Linked DNA regions of Mus musculus: region 1 is linked to region 2. Evidence: chromatin loops called from intact Hi-C (ENCODE). Cell type or tissue: heart. All regions are shown on one strand. Links, peaks and the distances in the headings refer to the core of each region. The heading gives the core; the rest is flanking DNA.

Region 1 (5,767 bases), core at 776-4,775, 360 kb before region 2:
TGTTGTCATTACAAAGCCGCCAGCTGATTAACTGTCTACCAGGGGAAGCATCCAACAAAGTAAAAGGATGGAAGGACTGGTGTGCAGTGGACACAGAGCTTGTCAAACCAAAGCCAAAGAGGGAGACCCACCGTGAGATAAACACTAAATTACCATTTTCTCATCCCAAGCTAGCAACTGGTTTTATCTTTCCTTACTTAGGGACTTGAGGTGGGCACAACTTGTTTGTTTGTTTGAGGAAGGGCCTCACGGTGTGGCCCAACAACAGCAGCAGCAGCAGCAGCAGCAGCAGCAGCAGCAGCAGCAGCAACAGCAACAGCAACAACAACAACATGAAGCTCCAGGCCTCCAGGCCAGCCTAAAATCACTCTGTAGACCAGGCTGGCCTTGAACTAATAAAAACCCACCTACTTCTGTCTCCCAAGTGATCCCAGAAAGCACCATCATGTCTGCTCATCTCCAGTTTGTGACGGTCTTTGAAAGGACACTGCTCCTTTGGAGTGTAGGGAGGAAGGGAGGGAAGGAGGGAGAGAGGGAGGAAGGGAGGGAGAGAAGGACGGAAGGAAAGGGGTAGGTAGGGAGGGAGGGAAGCAGAAAAAACTGTCAAAGGAGGAAAGTAGGCAAACTTCACCAGAACTCAAGAAGGGCAGAGAACTGCTCGGTGACAACACCTCAGAGGGAAGCACACAGTCCTGTCAGACTTGAGGCTCAGAGGTTGCCTCTGTTCCCCACAACATCCAGAAACATTGCAGGAGCTGAGGTTGTGGGGGATCAGCAGGCAGGGCATCAGGTCTGTGTCTTGCATCTATACAGGCTGATGCTCTATATTTTGGGGTTATTGTGGGGCTATGACCTGGAACTCTTTAGGACCCTGTGGAATGGAGGGAGAGGCAAGCCTGAGATGACTCAGAATGTTCCACTAGCCAACAAGGAGCGGAAGAGGATTTGGGGTTTGAAATATGCTGATTTAGAACAACAACAACAACAGCAACAACAACAACAACAACAACAACAGCAACAACAACATGAAGCTCCAGGCACGCAAATGTTGGGCTGGTACTTAAAATGGTGACAGTCTTTTTTGCTTTAAATGAGATTCTTTAATTTCCAGGTGGAAGCCTGGGCAGGGGTGGGGGTTGGAGGGTGTTTAAGAGGGCAGAAAAGTCTGCTGTGTAGCTCAGGAGTCAGGAGATGATGAGTTGGAGCTGGTGGTAGGCTCCATGGCTGTGCTAGGTCGGCAGCACATGCTCCACCTCGGCGAAGTTGAAGTACAGATAAATTAGAAAGCAGCTCCAGACGACAAGGGTGAAAAAGGCACCCAGGCATGGTGTGAAGGTCTCCTGCTGGGTAGAAGAAATGTGGGGATCTGGGGCCAGGCTGAGGCTGCTGCTAAGGGCATACCCTCCCCACCAAGCAAGCTTGTGGACAGCAGCCTTAGGCTTGGCCACCCAAATCCTCTTTCCTGGTGCCACATCCTCTATGCCTGGGTGGTTATGCTGGGTGGCAGAATCCACTCAGTCCCTATTCCCTGTACAACTACAGGTGGGCTTTGCTGCAAAAGGAAGTTGAAGCACACTCCCTTTGGGATGATAACAAGACACCCAACTGAGAGAAGGCACTTCTCCTATGGATCTACCTACCCCTGATTGCGGTTGGTCTTTAGGGCACACAACAAACATTTCTCCTGCAGAGGACAGAAACGGCACAAGAAAGATCATTTTTTTTTCCTGGTTCAAGTTAGCCAGCCTGCAGGGTACCTCATCAGGCTTTGCTAGAGGAAAGCACAGAGTAACTGAGCAGAACTTGGGAGCAGGCACTTCCAAGGGTTGACTGAACAATTGTGGCTTAAGACTCACCATAGCCTAGAGGGTGAGGCAACTACAGACGGTTTCTAGACTAAGGGCTGCATCCCAAGGGCTGGCAATAGGGTGAGGCAAGGGCTCTTGAGATGAAGTCAGGGCAGGAGCAGCCCAGGGCTCCAGAACCCGTGCTGAAGGTGGGCAGGAGTTCACTTACGCAGCAACTCTGACATGGATGGAGGGACTCCAGTGGATTCCTCGTTGGTTTTGGTGGCACCACATTCTTGTCACAAGCCAATGGTGCTCCATCGGGTTCTTCTGTGATCATGGCTTGGGAGCCTTTGTCCATCTTTCCTAGCTGCCAGAATTTCTGCTGCTCCTTGGCTTGGTTTTGAAAGGGACTGGTGGGTTGGGAGGGGGGAGGCAGAAATTTGGGGAGACTGTTTCTACCAGTACACATGGGCACAGAAGATCTTAGCTTCCAGCCATTGTTAATGGCAGAAGCCAAGATAGTTCCTTGAGGGGTGCCCTCTCTAAGACCCCTGTGCACTGAGCAAAGTGAAGGGAGGAGTCTTTAGGGAGGAGGAGGATACTTACAGCTTGTTGTTCTTCTGATTATTAATTAAAACATCCATCTTTTCGTCCATATCCTGCTGCATTTCCTTCAAGAGAAAACCCAAGGCTAGAAGCCATCCCTCCCTCTTCTGAAGGGCGTGGAGATCCCTCCTCCCTCCAAGCCACTTCTGCCTCAGACTTTAAGAGTCCTCTCTAGACTTGGCTGAGGTGGTGAATGCAGCATGTCCCTGACAGTCACCTTCCACCTCCATCTCATGATGAGACTAGAGCACAGGCAGAGGCAGACTAGACTGACCATAGCCTCTAGGCCAGCCAAAGGCCAGGGGATGTTCTGCCTGACCCCAGATATGAGGCTTTGAGTTGATGCTTCTGAGACAGTGTAGCTCAAAAAACATGTTGTGACCTCAAAGACTTGTTGACTTCAGAGTTTCATACACACACACACACACACACACACACACACACACACAGAGATTCACATGCACGCACACTAATTCAAAATAATAAAAATAAGCCATAAAAATGAAATAGAAGACAGTAGTTAAAGCAACACGGCTCATTTATTATTCACTGAGAACTAAGAAAGTAAAAATAACCTATGGGAAAAGCCAGATAGAAATAACAATAGACAGGAGAATCCCTAGGGGTGTAGAAGCTGTAACTGACAGTCTTCATTGTCAACAGAACTGGGTGTGGACTGGTTGTCATAAAATATGAATAAAAAAATAATTTACTCCAAGTGAAAGTGATCCTAATGTAAAAAGACTGAACCGGCTTGGTCTGATGCAGGAAGCTGATGAAGCACTCATGCCACAGGAGGGGGCGGGGTGTGCTGAGGACAGCTGTGTGAGCATTTGTAAATGGGAACAGCATCAAAATCTCCTTCCGGTCAGACACGCCCCTCAGGCTGAGCACACTCAGGCGCCCTTTATTCCTAGTCTCCCCCAACATCTCCTTCCGCTTCTAAATCAGCCCGAATCCTCCTCGCTGCAATTGTCCTTTTTCTCCACAGCCTTTGTCCATCCTGGTGGAAACCCAGGTGTCACCATAGACACTCCTTAAGACTTCACTATCCCGAGTCTGTCACCAAGAACCACCACATCTCCGTTGACTTCTCTCCCCTTCCCTGGGCCGCCTTTTCCGTGCCCCCTGTATCACAGCTGGGGGAGGTTCCAGACCTTCCCCATCTGCTCGCACCTCCCAGGCCACCTTGCCAGCAGCTGCTGCCTGAGTGTTCTTTAGGAATCTCCTGAGATTCGGGCCCGTGTGTCAGCTGTTTCTAAAAGCCCGTCATTGTTCACTGTGTGGCTATGCAGTTTTATTTTTCGGTTTCCCCCAGATGACCCTACCCGTGGCTGGTCTCCCCACGGACTGGGAAACACAGCCATCCCCCTGCTGTGCCCAAGCTGCCCCCTGCCTGAAATAGCTTTCTTTGTGCCTTTCCATATCCAGACTGGCCACTGATAAAATGCTTATGGTGTTTGCATGTTAATATAGAAATAGCACATGCCCTTTGCAAAAAACACTGGATAACACAGGAGAATATTTCAAAAAATTAACATTCTTGCCTCTCCCTCAAGACCTTTGATTTTTTTGATATATTTCTTCCCAATCTTTTTCCTATATATTTACTTACATTTTTACCTAGTTGACATTAGCCTATTAATCTTAACTCATATTTCATGATAAGCATTCTTTATAAGCTTTGTCTTTAATAGACCCTAATAGTAATGTATGGATAGACCATAATTCAACTACTCCTCTAACTGTTGGAAATTGTTGTCGCACCTATTTGCTATTATCAATAATTCTGAAATGAACATACTTATGCTGACAGTTTTTAATATTCTCACGGGGTAAGTATTGAGAAACAGAATTGAATCAGTGGCACCTATTTTTAATATTCCATCTTTTAATAGGTTAGTATTCTTATCAATAGCTTATTGTTATAAATCCACACTTTGCTTATTTGAGTGTGACAGTTACATTACTTAGTCTTTTTAGCTGCTGTGTGTGTGTGTGTGTGTCTGTGTGTCTGTGTGTACATTTGTCCAGGGGCCCCCCAAGGGCAGACACATCAGATCCCCCGGAGCTGGAGTTATGGGCAGTTGTGAGACACGCAGTGTGGGTGTAGGGAACCACACTGAGGTGCACGGCAAGAGCAGTGGGCTGACGCCTCAGCCTTCCCTCCAGCCCCAGCTATCTGATACTTAGTTGCATAGATCTGATATTGTGGGAACAAAGCTGTTTGTGTGATGTGTGCCTTTGTTCTGTTCTTGCTGGCTTGTCTGTTCAAGCCCATTTTCTCACTTATTTCATGTTGTTTTGTGTGAGTTCTATATTTTATAGGTTAAAAACCATTTGCCCCTTACCACGTTTATGGAAATCGATTTCCTCAAACTGTTTTTGAATTCTGTATATGGTTATTTTTTTCCATCCCGATTCTTTAAAAAATGTTTATATAGGTAAATATATCAATATTTTGTCATTTCATTCATTAGATTTGTAACCCTTCCTTACCGGCTTTTAGTTTTTAAATTGACTTTATAGGCCAGTTCAGCTTACAGTGCTAGTGGATTGGTTTTTCCTCACAGAGTCAAGCAATGTTCATACGTCATTACATATCCTTTTTCTTCTCACGGACATTTGAGAACCACCTTTTGTCACAGAGCTGGATCCAGCTCAGCAGTCAAATGACTGACTGCCTAGCTTGTGGACGCCAGGATCCAGTCCCATGCACCACCAAAAAAAATCACCTTTATTATATTTAAAACTTTATGGAAACATGGTTCTCAGCCTTGAAGACATCTCAGTCATTGCTGCTGGGACTCTCACCCTCAGATTCTGATCTGTTTGCTGTGAGGAGAGCCTGGGTGAGGGGGGGCGGGGTGGTATGAGGACAGGACTCTCTGACCTTATTGCAATATGCAGGTCGATGGACATGTTCATTTTTAAAAATGAAGAACCTGATTTGCATCTGAGAGGACACATTTTGATCCTGTGTGAAGAAGCCAAGTGTGGGAGATGGGCCTGCAGTCCCAGAACTCAGTGGGTGAGGCAGGAGAAATCAAAGACTGGAGGCTAGCATGTGCTACAAAGACTATCTTCATAAGTATACATGCACCTACATCCACACATACATATACGCACATAGACACTCACATATACATTTTAAAATCATTTGTGGCACTTAAACAACTCCACCTTGAAGAAGTGTTTCTTCAGTTTTTGGTCTGTATGGAGTTTGGGTGTATAGATGTTTTTAATATGCTCTTGGGGGGGATTCTTAGGATATCCATCCTAAGATGCAAAAAAAGCCATCCTAGAAAAAGATGCACATTCATATCTCTGCTTATCATTAACCACCCTGATTTGATGACTGGGTTTACCAT
Region 2 (5,767 bases), core at 1,005-5,004:
AATCAAGAAAATGCCCCACAGACATGCCCACAGGCCAGTCTGACTGAGGCAACCCCATAATTGAGACTCCCTCAGATACTTCTGGCCTGTGTCAAGTTGACAGCCAGTACTAACGAGGACATTCACTAACTACTTTAAAATGAATAAATGGGCAACTGTTTACACAGTGTTGTGTTCTCCAGAATTCTTTTCTGTTAACCCTCCTCGGTCCTTTGCCTTCTTAGTGTTGCCTCAGTTACAGTTTTTCTCTGAAGGATCTCGACCATGCTTGCAGCTACAATCTGTAGCCTTATTGGCATAGACCTTAAGAAGCTTAACGCAGAAGGCCCAAAAGGAAGAAGAGGAAGGAAAAAGTTTAGACATATCTTAGTAGCTCACTGTCTGAATTTTACTGTGCTCTGTCTGGTTACTTTTAGACCATTTTTGTTTTTTTCAAGGCAGGTTTTTCTGTGTAGTCCTGACTGTCCTGGAACTCACTCTGTAGACCAGGCTGGCCTCAAATTCACAGAGATCTACCCACCTCTACCTCCCAAGTGCTGGGTTTAAAGGCATGAGCCACCTCCCCACCCCCCAACTATTTTTAGACCTTAAGTGCATGGATTTTTGTTGTTGAAGTTTATTTAAGGAGATTTAAGTAGAGCTTAGTATGTTTATAGTACATGAATATTTTATAGGGATAAATATAAAGATTATAGTGATTGCATGATTACAACATAGCTGTTATGTTTGGGGTTTTTGGTTGTGTGTTAATACTAGGACCCAGTTCCTTCTGTCTGTGTTTGCTTAGAGACTAGACCAGTGGAAGATGTCACAATTAAGTTATTCCTCTGACAGAGCAAGTAAACTATTCATAAATTTGAGAGGCTCATAAATTGCAGAAGTGGATGAAGAAAGGGCAGATGACACTAATCCATCCTGTTGAACTGAGCGTTGCCTGCATAAACACAGGCCATGTCCTTGAGGACCCCTTCACAGGTCAGCAAAGGACACATGGCAACAGATAAATATCATCTGGTGATCATGGTAGTTGGGGTTGTATAGGAACCCCATGGCCCAGTCAGGGTCAAAAGTACCTGTGTACCAGCGAGTCTCTGTGCTTTTGCATATTCTTGATGTAGGTTAAGAGTTGGTGGTGGCGCACGCCTTTAATCCCAGCACTTGGGAAGCAGAGGCAGGCAGATTTCTGAGTTCGAGGCCAGCCTGGTCTACAGAGTGAGTTCCAGGACAGCCAGGGCTACACAGAGAAACCCTGTCTCAAAAAACCAAAAAAAAAAAAAAAAAAAAAAAAAAAGAGTTGGGACAACCATAACTGATGTGTTGTGATCATGAAGTCTTACGCTCATTGTGCTAGGTTTTTGAGTACCACCTTTTACGCTTAGTTAAAATGATGGACATTGAAGGTAACAGCTCAAAAGGAGGAGGTGGCCTGTTGGCCGTGTTTCCTGTGTGCAGGATGCCAGGCTCCAAAGATAACCTATCTTCCTTCCTTCCTTCCTTCCTTCCTTCCTTCCTTCCTTCCTTCCTTCCTTCCTTCCTTCCTTTCTTTCTCTCTTTCTCTCTTTCTCTCTTTCTCTCTTTCTCTCTTTCTCCCTTTCTCTTGTTTTTTGTTTTAAAGATTTATTTATTTATTTTATGTCTATGAGTACACTGTAGCTGTCTTCAGACACACCAGAAGAGGCCATTGGATCCATTTCAGATGGTTGTAACCATCATGTGGTTGCTGGGAATTGAACCCAGGACCTCTGGAAGAGCAGTCAGTGTTCTCAACTGCTACCCAGGTTTTTTTTTTTTTGTTAGTTTGTTTGAGACGGGCTTTCTCTCTGTAGCCCTTGCCATCCTGGAACTAGCTCTGTTACCTGGCTGGCCTGGAGCTCCTGCGTGCTGAGATTAAAGTTGTGTGTCACCACAGCCCAGTTTAGTAACTTAATCTTTCAATGTTTTAGGAATGGAGTTTTCTGGGGCTGTCTTAGAGACAGGAACAGATGTCAGCACTGTGAAAAAGGTAAATTGGATAAAACACCAGAAAGTGTGTGTAGTTGTGAGAGATGTGCTAATCTTGTTTATACCTAGAAAGTCTAGCTTCTCTTGGCCTTTGCCATGTGACCAAGTCAGAAGAGAAAGAATGAATTCTGAACGAGGAGGTGGGGGAGGACTTGGTGCAAGTTCCTGGCCTTATTAAGCTCTTTATTATGAATGAATATAAGACAACACTTGGTCTTCAGTTACTGAAACAATAAAGGATTTTTGAGTTTGAATCTCAAGTGAAAGTAGTCACAGGAATTCTGATTCCTACTAACTTTTCCTTCCTTGGCTTGCTTGTTGTGAAAAATGTGCTTCTATTGGCTTGGTAGCCTGCTAGCTATTGAGAGAATCGCTGTTTTGGTTTTAAACCTGAAATGAGCTCTGAATAGATATTAAGGCCAAGCTGTGTCTGATAGGCCAGAGATGTGTGTTTTGGAATACAAGGCCATGCATTTGAACATGTTTTCTTCCCTCCAGGGAGATCGAGTTATTGGAGTAAGTAGCTTTCATGCTATGGCGGAGCAGTGCATCACGGACCAGAAGGTATCTCTGACTCTTGGCACTGATGGACACATGGGCGTTTCTTTTTCTCCACTGTTCTCTCTGGTTTCCTTGTCTCTCTTTCTCACACCGTTCTCTCCTCCTTTTGCGTTTGTTTCATTTTATCGTGTTTCCTGACCAAGCAGGTTTTTTTTTCCCTTTAAACGCTAACTTTCTTGACAGCCCTTGCACAGAGTTTTGTTTGTGTAGAGAGCCTTTTGTTCCTTCGTTGGCTATCCATTTGGACCATACTTAGTGAGTTATGGTTGAAAAACTGGTCTAGCACATGGAATTGGATATCATGGACATATTTTCCCATAAAGCTTGTGAAAATGGTCTGAGCTGGGTTGAGCAGGATGTGAATGGTGCCCCCTGGTGGGGCATGTTATATGGAACCCATCCAACTTTACTGGGATACATTTTACATAATAACCTAGAGCCGATTCTCCATCAATTGGCTCCTTTTTGAGCAGATGCCAGCCTTATGGGTTTGAAGTCTGACACACCCAGGTCCTAAACCCTACCTTGGCTTGCTTGGTCCGGACTTGTACTCCTTAGTAGGTGATGATAGACGTGTGCTTCCCATTGCAAATTACTCATCCAATCGAATCATAAGGTTAGCTAGGCAGCTTGTGTATCCAGCTACACATGTTTACTGCCAATCGATGTTATTTCTTTGTACAGACCCTGTGGCGGATTCCAGAAAATGTCTCTTTGCAAGATGCTGCAGTGTTACCGGTATCTTATGGCACAGCTATTTTGGCTGTAGATCATCGGGCCCGCATCCAGCCCGGGTAAGGACTGTCTAGGGGCAGAGGGTTAGGTGGCATTTTAATTTTCTTCTGATATTAGAAATGTCTGACAGGACCTTGCCTGAAGCCCAGCCTGGTGATGCACTTGGTGTTCCTAGCATTTGGAAAGAGGCAGGAGGATCAGGAACCCACGGCCATTCTCAGCTACATAGTGAGTTAGATATCAGTCTGAGCCACAGGAGCCAAAAGCAATCACAGATAAGAGTGTACCCCGCTCCCTTCCCCTCTCCCATTCTTTTCTCTTGCCTTTTCCCGTGCTTCTCTTCAGCTCAAGTTCCTTTAAGTTGAGGAAAGGCAAAAGAGAGATGAATTTGGATACTGGAGACTGGGTATAGATCATCCTTTTGCCATTAAATGCTTTGGCAAAGTAGTTCTCTTGAATCTGACCACTTTGGGGTTCATTCATAGGGCGACTTCAAGTTTACAGACTTGATTTATTTTTATTTTATCTTATTTTACTTTTTGAGACAGGGTCTTGCTATGTAGCTCAGGTTAGCCTAGGACAACTTATATAGTCCAGGTGAACTTCAAACTCAAGAGCTTCATTCTTAGCCGTGGAGTGCTGGGATTATAGGCGTGTACTATCAGCACTAGGTGGAGGTTGGTTTATATAAGCTAGCTCCCTGGGGGCTTAACAGAGACTATGTGTTTCTGTGAGGCTTGGTTGGTTATGCCAACTAGGATTGATCTATCTATCCATCTGAGACAGCATTTCTCTGTGTAACCCTGGCTGCTGTGGAACTCACTCTGTAGACCAGGCTATTATTGAACTCACAAAGATCTGCTTGTCTGTGCCTCTTAAGTGCTGGGATTACAGGTGTGTACTACCACCCCCTGGCTATGGACGTTTTAAACGTAAAAGTTCTGAAATCTTCTCTTTACTTGGGAAAATGGCTCTCGATCTGTTCAGAGATCTGGCTTTCAGAGTTGCTCCCCACTGGTAGTGTCATTTGAATGGTGGCTATTCCATGATTACCAGCTTTTTAAATTAGGTGGTGTTGAGTATGAAAATGGCTATAGGGCAAAATTTCTGAAGCACGCATTGGTATGCTTGCTCAGATGAACCATTGCTACTGCCTTGAGAGAGAGACTATCTAGAAGGCTTGAGAAACCTCCATCTTAGGAAGGCTCTAAAACCAGACTAGATTAGCCCTGACCCAGAAGTCTTATGTATGTCCTACCTGGACAATGGATTCACGTGAAGGTTTGAATGAAAGAGTCTCTACCGTTCTTGCTGTCAAATGTACTAGTCTGTGTCCCTGGAATCTTAACCCTGGGTGAGCTTTGAATGGTTTCTGGAGTAACATGTCTCTTTCCTTGGCACAGAGAAACTGTTTTAGTGACAGCAGCTGCTGGAGCCACAGGCCTCGCAGTGATAGACGTGGCGACAAATGTGTTCCGCGCCAAGGTATTTGCCTGTAGAATCTCTATTAAAAACTAACTCCAGTGTTTAGGCATCAAATATATGGATTCACTCATCAAGTATCATGGGAAGGGCATTGGGGGCATACAGTACTTGGAGTATTGTCTTGCCGTCTGCCTGCTTGCCTACTAAACGGAGACCTTAAGGGGTATGGCTTGACTCTTCAGGTAGCGGAATCTGGCAAGGGCTGCCTCCCACCTTGGCCTCTGCACATGCTCTTTTCTCTACCTGCCGCGCTCTGATTTAGATTTAAACTCATGTCACCTTTTCAGGCAACTCTGTCCTCAGGCTAGGTCAGTCTCCTCTCCCTGCATTTTTACATGTGACCTCATAACATCCTATGCGTCTATTTCTTAGTGCCTCATTGTGTGATTGCTCCTTATTTGGGTCACTGTGGGTCACTGTCTCTCTTCCTGCATTGTCATTGTCACGAAGGCAAGAGGAGTGTCTGCATAGCTCATGACTAGTCCCAGCATCCACCATGGTACCTGGAACATAATATATACTTGAGATATTTTCTGAATCAAGTGATAAATGGCTAAATAAATGGATGGAAGATGAGCCAAGTCTTTACAGGGGCATCTCTGGGGCTGCAGGGCTCAGAGGAAGAACATCCGACAAGTCAGAGGAAAGTTTTAAAGGGTCAAGATGGAGGATCATATTCCAGTTCTGCTTCCAGCTCAAAGCTTCCATCGCCTTTGCAAAATGTTGCTTCCCTAGAGCTGCTGGCAATATTGAGATGCTATGTGCTATGTGCCTATCAGAGGTATGGTGTGTCAGTACGCGTCTCTTAACAAGTCCTGCTATTGTTAGATGCTGAGTGGGAAGGAACGAAATTAACTTTCGGAATTGCCATTTATTGAGGCTGAGAGCTCGGGCGGACAAGGAGAGCTGTTTTGGCCATATTGAGTGCAAAGTTCCTGTGGTGCATGGGGCTGGGATGGAGAGACAGCACCTAGAAATAGAAGTT

Evidence for each region. A loop is a pair of places that touch in the nucleus more often than their neighbours do. Peaks named below come from ENCODE experiments on the same cell type or tissue, not always from the same donor. Only the 100,000 strongest peaks of a DNase experiment are listed, where the experiment ranks them.
Region 1: it touches region 2 in a loop (4-fold over the local background); 1 of 42 quality-filtered maps calls a loop at or near these places.

Annotation. Positions count from the first base shown.
Region 1 is chr1:157,098,064-157,103,830 of GRCm38, forward strand. It overlaps Tex35 (testis expressed 35), which reads right to left. Exons shown (of 8, transcript NM_001374637.1): 6 at 2,397-2,461; 7 at 2,017-2,200; 8 at 1,078-1,340. The coding sequence ends at 1,230. Among named protein-coding and RNA genes, the nearest start is that of Tex35, 7.7 kb to the right of the region's middle. In heart, for the core only: no CTCF peak of the experiment used is centred there; a DNase peak (open chromatin) is centred at 3,228; H3K4me3 peaks cover 723 bases; H3K27ac peaks cover 593 bases.
Region 2 is chr1:157,462,466-157,468,232 of GRCm38, forward strand. Cryzl2 (crystallin zeta like 2) reads left to right here. Exons shown (of 10, transcript NM_001033284.2): 4 at 1,944-2,002; 5 at 2,500-2,565; 6 at 3,247-3,356; 7 at 4,701-4,782. Among named protein-coding and RNA genes, the nearest start is that of Cryzl2, 6.8 kb to the left of the region's middle. In heart, for the core only: a CTCF peak has its summit at 2,934 (motif pointing left); a DNase peak (open chromatin) is centred at 3,076.